Linked DNA regions of Homo sapiens: region 1 is linked to region 2. Evidence: chromatin loops called from intact Hi-C (ENCODE). Cell type or tissue: OCI-LY7. All regions are shown on one strand.

Region 1 (5,000 bases), 140 kb after region 2:
CTGGCTACGTGTCTCATCAGGATGAGCTTCTCTAGGGCAGGGGCCTTGTCATATTTGCCTAAATATTGCCAGCACTTACCCCTGTTGCTGACACAGTCGGAGCACCCAGTGAGTATACTACGAAAAACCAGAGTATCAGGCTCATGAGCTCTAGGCTGTGCATAAAGGAGATACCTGTTATGAATTACTTGCAGATAGAAAACTTTTTCTTCAACAGGTTCCTTAAGTTACTTTAGGGGAATTCCGTGGCACAGAGTTCTGGGTTGAGACACACGGATTGCTAAGTAACCCCAGAGCAAAACATAAGTGACTTACCAACAAGGAATTATTTTATATTAGCAATGCATATGTCCTTGTAAACAAGAGCTGACTGCAAAACATGTTGGACACACAGAACATAGAGGTGCATTTTAAAACTCTTCATACCAAATATTATCTATTTCTTTGTCCAAAATAATACTTAGGGATTATTAAAGCAGAAATAATTCAGGTCCAAATGAAGAACTCTAAAATGTAGATATTTTTACTATCTTTATTTATTTATTTTTGGAGATGGAATCTCACTCTGTTGCCCAGGCTGGAGTGCAGTGGCATGATCTCGGCTCGCTGCAACTTCTGCCTCCTGGGTTCAAGCGATTCTCCTGCCTCAGCCTCCTGATAAACTGGGATTACAGATGGGTGCCACCAGGCCTGGCTAGTTTTTGTATTTTTAGTAGAGACAGGGTTTCACCATGTTTGCCAGGCTGGTCTGGAACTTCTGACCTCAGGTGATCCACCCACCTCGGCCTCCCAAAGTGCTGGGATTACAGGCATGAGCCACCTCACCCAGACTATTTTATATTTTTATACATTCTGAAGAAAATCTGTACTTCTTCCTCATGCTGCATTAACAATAGTGAACATGTATTGTTTATATTCGAAACAGTTTAAATTAATCATCTCTATATGATGCAACTAGTTATTTAATTGCACAGACTTTATTTTAGCTGGGAATTTCAAGATACTGTTGACAAGTAAATATGTGAACAGAAGGACACACTGACTTTAATATCTGAAAATAAATTGTATAGGTTCTAATAATATCTTGGTATTACAGATTAACAAAGCATGTTCACGTGCCCACTATCTCATTTACTTGCCTTGAAGGTACTGATTATCTTCATATTATAAATGGGGAAATTGAGGCTGAAAGAGATGAAGTAAAATTGCCCCAAATCACAAAGTCAGTGCATTGCAGGACCAGAGTCATAACCCACGATTTAGACTCCTGGCCTAATCTCCTTTCCCCTCTGAGTCCAACTCATCCCCTCTGTAGCTCACCCTCACCATTCAACTTACAAACAGGTCATGAACACCTACTGCATGCTCTCGAATGTCCGAGGGAATCTGACTACACTTTAAGATTTGGAAACAAATCCACTCTGAGAAGCAAATGCCAATACTGCTGCTGCTTCCACCCAAAATAGATTCATATACTTTGTTAGATGAACCAAAAGGTATCTCCTTCTTCCTCCTGCAGTCAGGGGAGAAGCCTACTGATTGGAGAGAAGAGCTCGGACATGCCATTTGCCTTCTGTTTATGCAGGAAAAGATTAATACTACCTTAGCATAAGCCCAGGATTTTTAGTAGGAAACAAGGTAAAGTTACGTGAATAGAAGGAAAGTACCTTTCTTGTTTAGATAACAATGGGGAATCCAGATAGAAATTAGTCATAGTGCCACTGTTGGTTGGAGTGTAAATTAGTCCAACCATTGTGGAACGCAGTGTGGCCATTCCTCAAAGAGCTAAAAACAGAATTCCTATTCGACCCAGCATTCCCATTATTGGGTATATAACCAGGGAAATACAAATCGTTCTGTCATAAAGACGCATGTACACATGTCTTCGTAAAGACACATAATTCAACTGCAGCACTATTCACAGTAACAAAGACATGCAATCAAACTAAATGCCCATCAACTGTAGATGACATAAAGAAAATGTGGCACATATATACCGTGGAATACCACACAACCATAAAAAAGAATAAGATCATGTCCTTTGCAGGGACATGGATGGAGCTGGAGGACATCATCCTTAGCAAACTCACACAGGAGCAGAAAACCAAACACCACATGTTCTCACTTATAAGTGAGAGCTAAATGATGAGAACATATGGACACAAAGAGGGGAACCACAGACGCCAGGGTCTGCTTGAGGGTAGAGGCTGGGAAAAAGGAGAGGATCATAAAAAATAACTATTGGTCACTGGGCTTAGAACCTGGGTGATGAAATAATCTGTACAACAAACCCCTGTGACATGAGTTTACCTCTATAACAAACCTGGACATGTACCTCCAAACCTAAAATACCAGTTTAAAAAATTCTAGTGGAAAGATTTTTTTTGCTGTTAAACAATCCAGAGAAAACCCACCAGGGCACTGAATAGAACCTGCTACCATTTAACACTTCCCTTATCCATGGGACTGGAACTCATCTACTTTCCTCTCCAGGGACTCAGTAGACACATGTCTTGAAACCAGAGACGGCCTCTCCCTCTGCAGAACAAGTCAGTAGACAGACAAGAGAAGTAATGGACATTCACCCAAGGCTGCAAAATGTGCAAGTCATGAGGAGGGACCAAAGGAGAGGAAAACTTGATTATCTCTAAGGAAGAGGGAGGGATGGTAGATCCAGGGAACAGGGACTATCAATGAAAAGGAAGGAGATGGGTTAAAGGGAAGGGAGGCATAATGGGGAGAGAGAATGAAACTATCTGAAGACCAACAGAAGACCTGCAGTCACACTCAAAGACACACCCCAGTCAAGGGCTAGTGCAGGAGAGATCACTGCTTAAGCTTCCCAGGGGAGGAAAGCGGTGGAGGAGAGACAATGCCTTCTTCCCCAGTTTTGTCCCTGACTCTCTACAGCAGCAGAACAATGATCTCTAGTAAACACCTGCCTAAACCATTACTGCACTCCAGTGGCTATGTGGTTTATGAAAAGGCAGGTGAGGAGGCGTCCAACCCAAAGGGGGATGGTTTCCTGGCCCATGGTAACTGCTGTGGTTTCCCAGGGCAGCCATGAGTGTCCTCTCAGAGACACACATCCAACTGCAAAAACAGCCAGGTGAACCTCACTGGTCCACAACTATGTTCCCTTCCTTAGAGGCAAGTTAGTGATCCACCTATGAGCAGAAAAGGAAGGAACTTGCTGTATGGTTTGTTAAAAGAAAGACTTTAGATAAATTAACAGAGTTTAATTGAACAAAGAACAATTGGAGAATTGGGCAACTCCACCATCAGAATAGATTCAGAGCAACTGGCGCTGTCATGCGTCAGAGAGGATTTATGGACAGAAGAAAGTAAGTGACATAAAGAAAACAGAAGTGAGATACAGAAACAGTCAGGTTGTTTACAGCTCGGGGTCTGCCTTATTTGGCTACGGTTTGAACAGTTGGCTGCTGTGATTGGCTGAAACTCCGCTACTTGTTACAAGAGTTTGTTACAGTCTGTTTATGCATCCAGTTAGGCTACAGTTCACTATGTACGGAGAAATCTTTAGGCTAAAATACGTAAGAAGGCAGCTTTAGGCTAAACAATTTAATAGGTTTTACATAGCAACCCTTGACCTGATTTGCCTTCTAGTTAAAGGTAGTTAATTAAATCTTACTTCACCTTCAGTAGAAGAGCTGAATGGGTAAAGCTAGCACAACATAAAAATAGTGATATTAATTTCCCTACTCTCCTCCTTCTTAGAATTCCAAACATTTTGGGAACCTGTATTTATTTTGATGGATAATATGGATTTACAAAAAGATGCACAAAGGCATGACTGTTAGCATCACTGAAAAATGTAATACAACCAAAGTACACACAGTAAGGTTTTCTTGTGGTACTTTATTCTTCGAATGCATTTAAAGTATAATTCCAGGCCAGGCATGGGTGGCTCATGCCTGTAATCCCAGCACTCTAAGAGGCCGAGGTGGGCGGATCACCTGAGCTCAGGAGTTTGAGACCAGCTTGGACAACACAGCGAAACCCTATCTCTACAAAACATACGAAAATTAGCTGGGTGTGGTGACATGTGCCTGTAGTTCCAGCTACTCAGGAGGCTGAGGTAGGGGGATCACTTGAGCCTGGGAGGTGAAGGCTGCATTGAGCCATGATCTCGCCCCTGCATTCCAGCCTGGGTAAAGAGTGAGACCCTGTCTCAAGAAAAAAACCGAATGTAATTCCAAAAATTCAAAACATGTTCAGGAAGACAAGGGTAGGGTATGTTTGTTGATTGTCGCTCTCACATCCATTCCCTACCTCTCTTTTCCTAACAGATCTGGGATTTCCCAGCCAGGTAGTTTGGGTGAAATAGGTTCTACCCATCCAGGTCCTGGAGCAGACCCTGACTGGCATAATCCAATTAGCATGATCTGCCCCTCCTACTCACATTAATTGGTGCAAAGATGGGCACCTGACTACAATCTTGCCAATTAAAGCCAGTGAGATTTAATTAGGGGATTTCAGTTAAGCTGTTAGAGAAGCAATGCCTTCCCGCTGGATGTAGCCAGCAAGCATGTAGCTCTGGGAGCTTCCAAAAACCTTTTGGGACCAGGAGAGGCGGCCCTGTCTGAGAATAGAGCCAATAAACACCAAAGTGGCAAAGCTAAGAGGTCAAGAGGAGAAACTGGGTCCTGGTTAGTGTTGAAGCCAGGGATACAGCCTCATTTTGTAAAACTTCTCTACACCAATCAATATGTTTGCTTTGCTGAGCCAGTTTGGGTCAGGTTTTTCTGTCATTTGCAACCACAACACCTTATTTTTTAAAATCTACCTTCTTTTACTGATCATTTGAAATTAAAGTTTCATTTTCACAGTGAAATCAAATGAAGAACCACAAAATACTGGCAACACCCACTGCAGAAAGGAAGTGGGTTATTTCCACCACTCGCTGGCTTTTCTTTTTCTCTTTTTTTCTCCCTTTTTTCCACTCTCTCTGTCTCTCAACTTCCAAAGGAAACACTCGG
Region 2 (5,000 bases):
TCTCTTCTATGATCCCACTTCTCTTTCACTTAATACTCCTCTTTACCGCTATATGACGGGCCCATGTGTTGATTATCTATTGCTATGTAACAAATTACTCCAACACTTCGCAGCTTAAAGCAGTAATGATTATCTTGGATGAGGAATTCAGGAGGGGATGGCCCAGAGTCTTCCTAGGTTACTGTCAAGATGTCAACCAGGGCTGTAGTCCCCTGGGACTGCAGCATCTGCTTCCAAGCTCACCCACATGGCTGTTAGCAGGCCTCTGCTTCTGGCTAGCTGTGGGCTGGAAGCCTCCATTTCTCATCACGTGAGACCCTCCATAGGCTACCTGAGGGTCCTCATGACATGACAGCTGGCTTCCCCCAAAGCAACTTATGGGGGGTGGGTAACAGGGTGGGGGAGAGAGAGAGAGAGAGAAAGAGAGAGAGAGAGAGAGAGCTAGCTCAAGACAGAAGCTGCAGTGTTTTTGTAACCTAATTTCAGAACTGCCATGCCCTCACTTCTCCTTTATTCTATTCATTAGCAGCAAGTCACTAAGCCCAGCCCACACTCAAAGGGAGGGGAATTTGGTGGCTCACGCCTGTAATCCCAGCACTTTGGGAGGCCGAGACAAGCGGATCATCTGAGGTCAGGAGTTTGAGACCAGTCTGGCTAACATGATGAAACACCTGTTTTTACTAAAAATACAAAAATTAGCTGGGCATGGCGGCAGGCGCCTGTAGTCCCAGCTACTCAGGAGGCTGAGCCAGGAGAATCATTTGAACCTGGGAGGCGGAGGTTGCAATGAACTGAGCTCGAGCCATTGGACTCCAGCCTGGGCGACAGAGCGAGACTCCATCTCAACAAAACAAAACAAAAAGGAGGAGGGGGAATTAAGCCCCACCTCTTGAAGGCAGGAGTGCAAAGAATTTGTGGCCATGTTTTTAAAACCACTTTAAGCCCATCAAAAAAGCAATACTTAAATCACAATAATAATTCAAGACATTGCCTTGGAATACTTCCAGGCTTGAAGATCAAAGCTCTGTAAGGCTTTGTCAGGTTACAGACTCTAGGGAAAAGCTTCTGTTGAATGGGATCCTAGAAGAGCGTGGCTTCTTTCCCCTGCCTGCTCTAAGTTGTTGGCATTTTCCTATAGGTTATTTTGTTCTGTCTAATCAGAGGTGACCTTGCCTGTGATTTTCATCCTTCTGTCACTTCTTCCTTCTTGATTGTGTTTTACTTAAAGGATGGGAGGTGTCAGGACCCAAGGTGTGAAGTAGCTGTCAGAAAACTGACCATTCACTCCATGTCCTCACCACCATCATGCTGCTTGTGGGACATTGAGAGGTCTGTGCACCTGCTGGAGTTGTCAGCCATGGCTACTGTACACAGCAGAACTCACAATAATTTGGGAAATGTTCACCATCTGCTTTCAGGAGAATTGTTTTTGGAGAAAATTTATTTTTAGAGGTTATTTTGTGACTGATAGATATTATCCAGTTCTCTCAGTTAAAAAAGAAACCAATGGCCTAGATTTCCTAGAATAGTTGTGGATTAAATAAACATTTTGGTTTAGTAATCATCTAGAAAAAAAAAGGAACACGACTATTATTTTTCTTACTTTCTTTCTTTTCTTTCTTTCATTTTTTTTTTTTTTTAAAAGAGACAGGGTCTTGCCCTGTTGCCCAAGCTGCACTGCAGTGGTACAATAATAGCTCACTGCAGCCTCAAACTCCTGGGCTCAAGCGATCTTTCCACCTCAGCTTCCTGAGTAACTGGGACTACAGGTGTGCACCACCACACCTGACTAATTTTTAAATATTTTTGTAGAGACAGGGTCTCGCTGTATTGCCCTGGCTGGTCCCTAATTCCTGACCTCAAGTGATCCTTCTGCCTCGGCTTCCCAAAGTGTGGGATTATAGGCATGAGCTACTACACCCAGCCATATTTTTCCTTTTAATAAAGGTATCTTCTTGCTTGTAAAACTCAATCATGTTCATGCTAAACATTTCAAATGACATTAAAAATAGCATAAAGTAGAAAAAATACCATCCTCAACCCCACCTCCTAGATACAACCCTTGTTACCAGGTCGAGTGTGTTTCTTTCCACACCTTGTGTGCCTAAGTGCTTTTCATGCGGGTTGATGTTGACATCATCTCTTTTAATGCTTGTGCTATTGATGCTATTAATTCCATTTTAGGTTTCTTCATATGGTGGTTACCTCACTTACCAAGCCAAGTCCTTTGGCTTGCCTGGCGACATGGTTCTTCTGGAAAAGAAGCCGGATGTACAGCTCACTGTAGGTATCAGAGCATGACCTAAGTGGCAGGAAGTGGCAGTTGCAGTTGGTGCTGATCTAAATTTAGGACATCTTGATATGTGGCCTACAAAAAGTTTAGATTAAATCATTTCCAATATTTTGCAGAAACTAAATGAAAGTTGAAAGCATGTAACATCTTTTCAGGATCCTGCCTCCTCTGACCAAATGTTGTCTGTCTTCTCTGCCTCCAAAGTACTTAACCGTATTTTGCTTTTGCCTCTCACAAGTTACTGCCTCATGTTAAACTTTTTTTGAACTTTTTTTATCTTTGTAGAGACAGGGTCTCACTGTGTTGCCCAGGTTGGAGTTGAACTCCTGGCCTCAAGCAATCCTCCTGCCTTGGCCTCCCCAAGCACTGGAGTTATAGGCACACACCACCATGGCCAGCTGAGGAGTTTTTAATTTTAATTTTTGTAGAGATAGGATCTCACTATGTTGCCCAGGCTGGCCTCAAACTCCTAGGCTCAAGCAATTCTCCCTGCTCAGCCTCCCAAAGCTCTGGGATTACAGGCGTGAGCCACATGTCCAGCCACATATTAAGCATTTTTTATGTTTCTATCTTTCAATTTTGTTTCATAAATGTCTTTGAATCCTTACCACGGGGCAAGATCATATTGTTGGACTCTGTAAAGGACAGGTGACCCCTTTTCTCAAAAGGAGGGGAGATTAGAGAAATATGCCAGGAACTCCAACCCACTGAATGGTAACTATTGGAGGAGAGCCAAACAGGGCCCTCTCAGTGCTGGGGTCTGGGTAGGGGGAATGGGAGTCATGTGGTCTGAGAGGCCCTTAGAAGACTTTGTGGTTCATTTTGAGCTAAGTCTTTAAGAATGGGCATAAGAAGAGAAGTGCCCTTCCAGGGGCAGGGACAAAGGCTAACAGGACTCGGGGGTGGTACAGGGCAGGAGGCTGTGCTCATGGATGACCAGTCCAATGGGGCTGTATCATCAGTGTGTGCAGAGTCATTGAAAACAAGTCTGGAAGGGTTTGATGCTATAACAGGATTTTTAGTCTGCCTCCCTGGTTCAAGCAATTCTCTTGCCTCAGCCTCCTGAGTAGCTGGGATAATAGGCATGGGCCACCATGCCCGGCTAATTTTTGTATTTTCTTTAGAGATGGGGTTTCACCATGTTGGCCAGGGTGGTCTCAAACTCCTGACCTCAAGTAGTCCACCCACCACTGAGGGGACGTTTGTTTTTTGAGAAAGGAAGTAACAACATCCACACACTATGTGCCTGGCACACAATCCAGTGCGGCAGTCTAGAAAATTCCTTGAGGGCAAGGGTAGTATCACATCCTACTTTGAATTCCCCACGACACAGGGCATAATACCCTAAACATAGGGTAGGGTGCCACTGCCTGAAGTCGGCTCTATTTCTGGTTTATTGGGTGTGATTAATGCGATGTAATGATAGCTTTGGGAAAGGTTTTCTCATGTCATGTACTGTATACAGGGACCAGCAAGTCACACACACCTCATCACAGCATATTCTTGGTAGATATTTGTGTTCAGGCACTGCTGTGTTGCTTTGTTTTTACTGGTATGCAAATCTACTAAACTGTTTTAAAAACTCCAAGGAACCTTTGCAGAATATCTTGAAGATAAAGCAGCAAAGATTTTAGAGTTATAGTCTAAGGAAAAATAGCTACACAGTAAAAACACAGTCACAGCAGTGCTGTATTTCAGTTTCATGTTTTTGCAGAGCATCTTGTAGTTCAGGCCAGGCGTATTTTTTTACTGCCAAAGAGTTTATTGTGCAAACCATTAGAATTCACTGAGAGGTAATGACCAAATTTTCTGTTTAATTTTACCTTCAAACATGGAAAATAATTTAGGCTCACAAAACATTTTCCCTGCTGCTTTGTTCTAATCCACTGTAATTAAGAGCCTCTAGGGCATGTTTCTTAGATTAAGGTTTTAAATGATATGTGATCCTAGGTAATGGCCTTCTTTCTGAAATACCAGCCCTAATGAAATACCAAACACCTTTAGGGTTTTGTGCTACAGCAGAAAAGCTGGGACATGTGTGTGTTTTTGCAGCAGGGTTGCTGATGGTAGGGTGCTGATGCAGTAGTGCTGGCCACCCCACCTTGCCCTGTTAAGATGCACATGTGAGCCACCATAATGGGGTGGGCTGGAGGCTGAGAGCGAGTGAGGCTGGGTCCCACAGGGGGAGGCAGCAGGGGAATTTTTCGCTCCACATGCCAGCTGCAGCTCCCTGCATGTGCCAACCCTCTGCCCTCCCCACCCTCCTCAGTAACCCACCCACCAAAGCACTTTCTTCCCACCGCAGGCTGGTTCGGTGGCCAGTAATGAAAACAGCACTTCCTGCATTGACTGCAAGGCATAGTTTAAAAAATTTTTTTTTCTGCCAGGTGCAGTGGCCCACACCTGTAATCCCAGCACTGCGGGAGGCCAAGACAGGTGGATCACTTGAGGTCAGGAGTTTGATACCAGCCTGGCCAACATGGTGAAACTACTAAAAATACAAAAATAAGAAGGGTGTGGTGGTGAGCACCTGTAATCCTAGCTACTAGGGAGGCTAAGGCAGGAGAATCGCTTGAACCCGGATGCCAGAGGTTGCAGTGAGCCAAGGTTGTGCCATTTCACTCCAGCCTGGGCAAGAGAGTGAGATTCCATCCCTGCCAAAAAAAAAAAAAAAAGAAAAAAAAAAGAAATTCCATCTTTTTAAGCT

What was found. Hi-C counts contacts between places; a loop is a spot of excess contacts. Peaks named below come from ENCODE experiments on the same cell type or tissue, not always from the same donor. Only the 100,000 strongest peaks of a DNase experiment are listed, where the experiment ranks them.
Region 1: it touches region 2 in a loop (8-fold over the local background); 5 of 110 quality-filtered maps call a loop at or near these places.

The regions. Positions count from the first base shown.
Region 1 is chr18:24,006,853-24,011,852 of GRCh38, forward strand. All of the region lies in intron 2 of TTC39C-AS1 (TTC39C antisense RNA 1), which reads right to left. It also overlaps a transcript of TTC39C not described here. Among named protein-coding and RNA genes, the nearest start is that of TTC39C, 5.4 kb to the right of the region's middle. RefSeq lists an enhancer at 3,148-3,277. In OCI-LY7, CTCF peaks have their summits at 2,957 and 3,157; DNase peaks (open chromatin) are centred at 3,009, 3,389, 4,449 and 4,904; H3K4me3 peaks cover 2,384 bases; H3K27ac peaks cover 3,037 bases.
Region 2 is chr18:23,862,601-23,867,600 of GRCh38, forward strand. It overlaps LAMA3 (laminin subunit alpha 3), which reads left to right. Exons shown (of 75, transcript NM_198129.4): 36 at 2,185-2,283. Among named protein-coding and RNA genes, the nearest start is that of LINC02958, 120 kb to the right of the region's middle. In OCI-LY7, no CTCF peak of the experiment used is centred here; DNase peaks (open chromatin) are centred at 221, 521, 2,291, 4,641 and 3 weaker places; H3K4me3 peaks cover 1,222 bases; H3K27ac peaks cover 5,000 bases.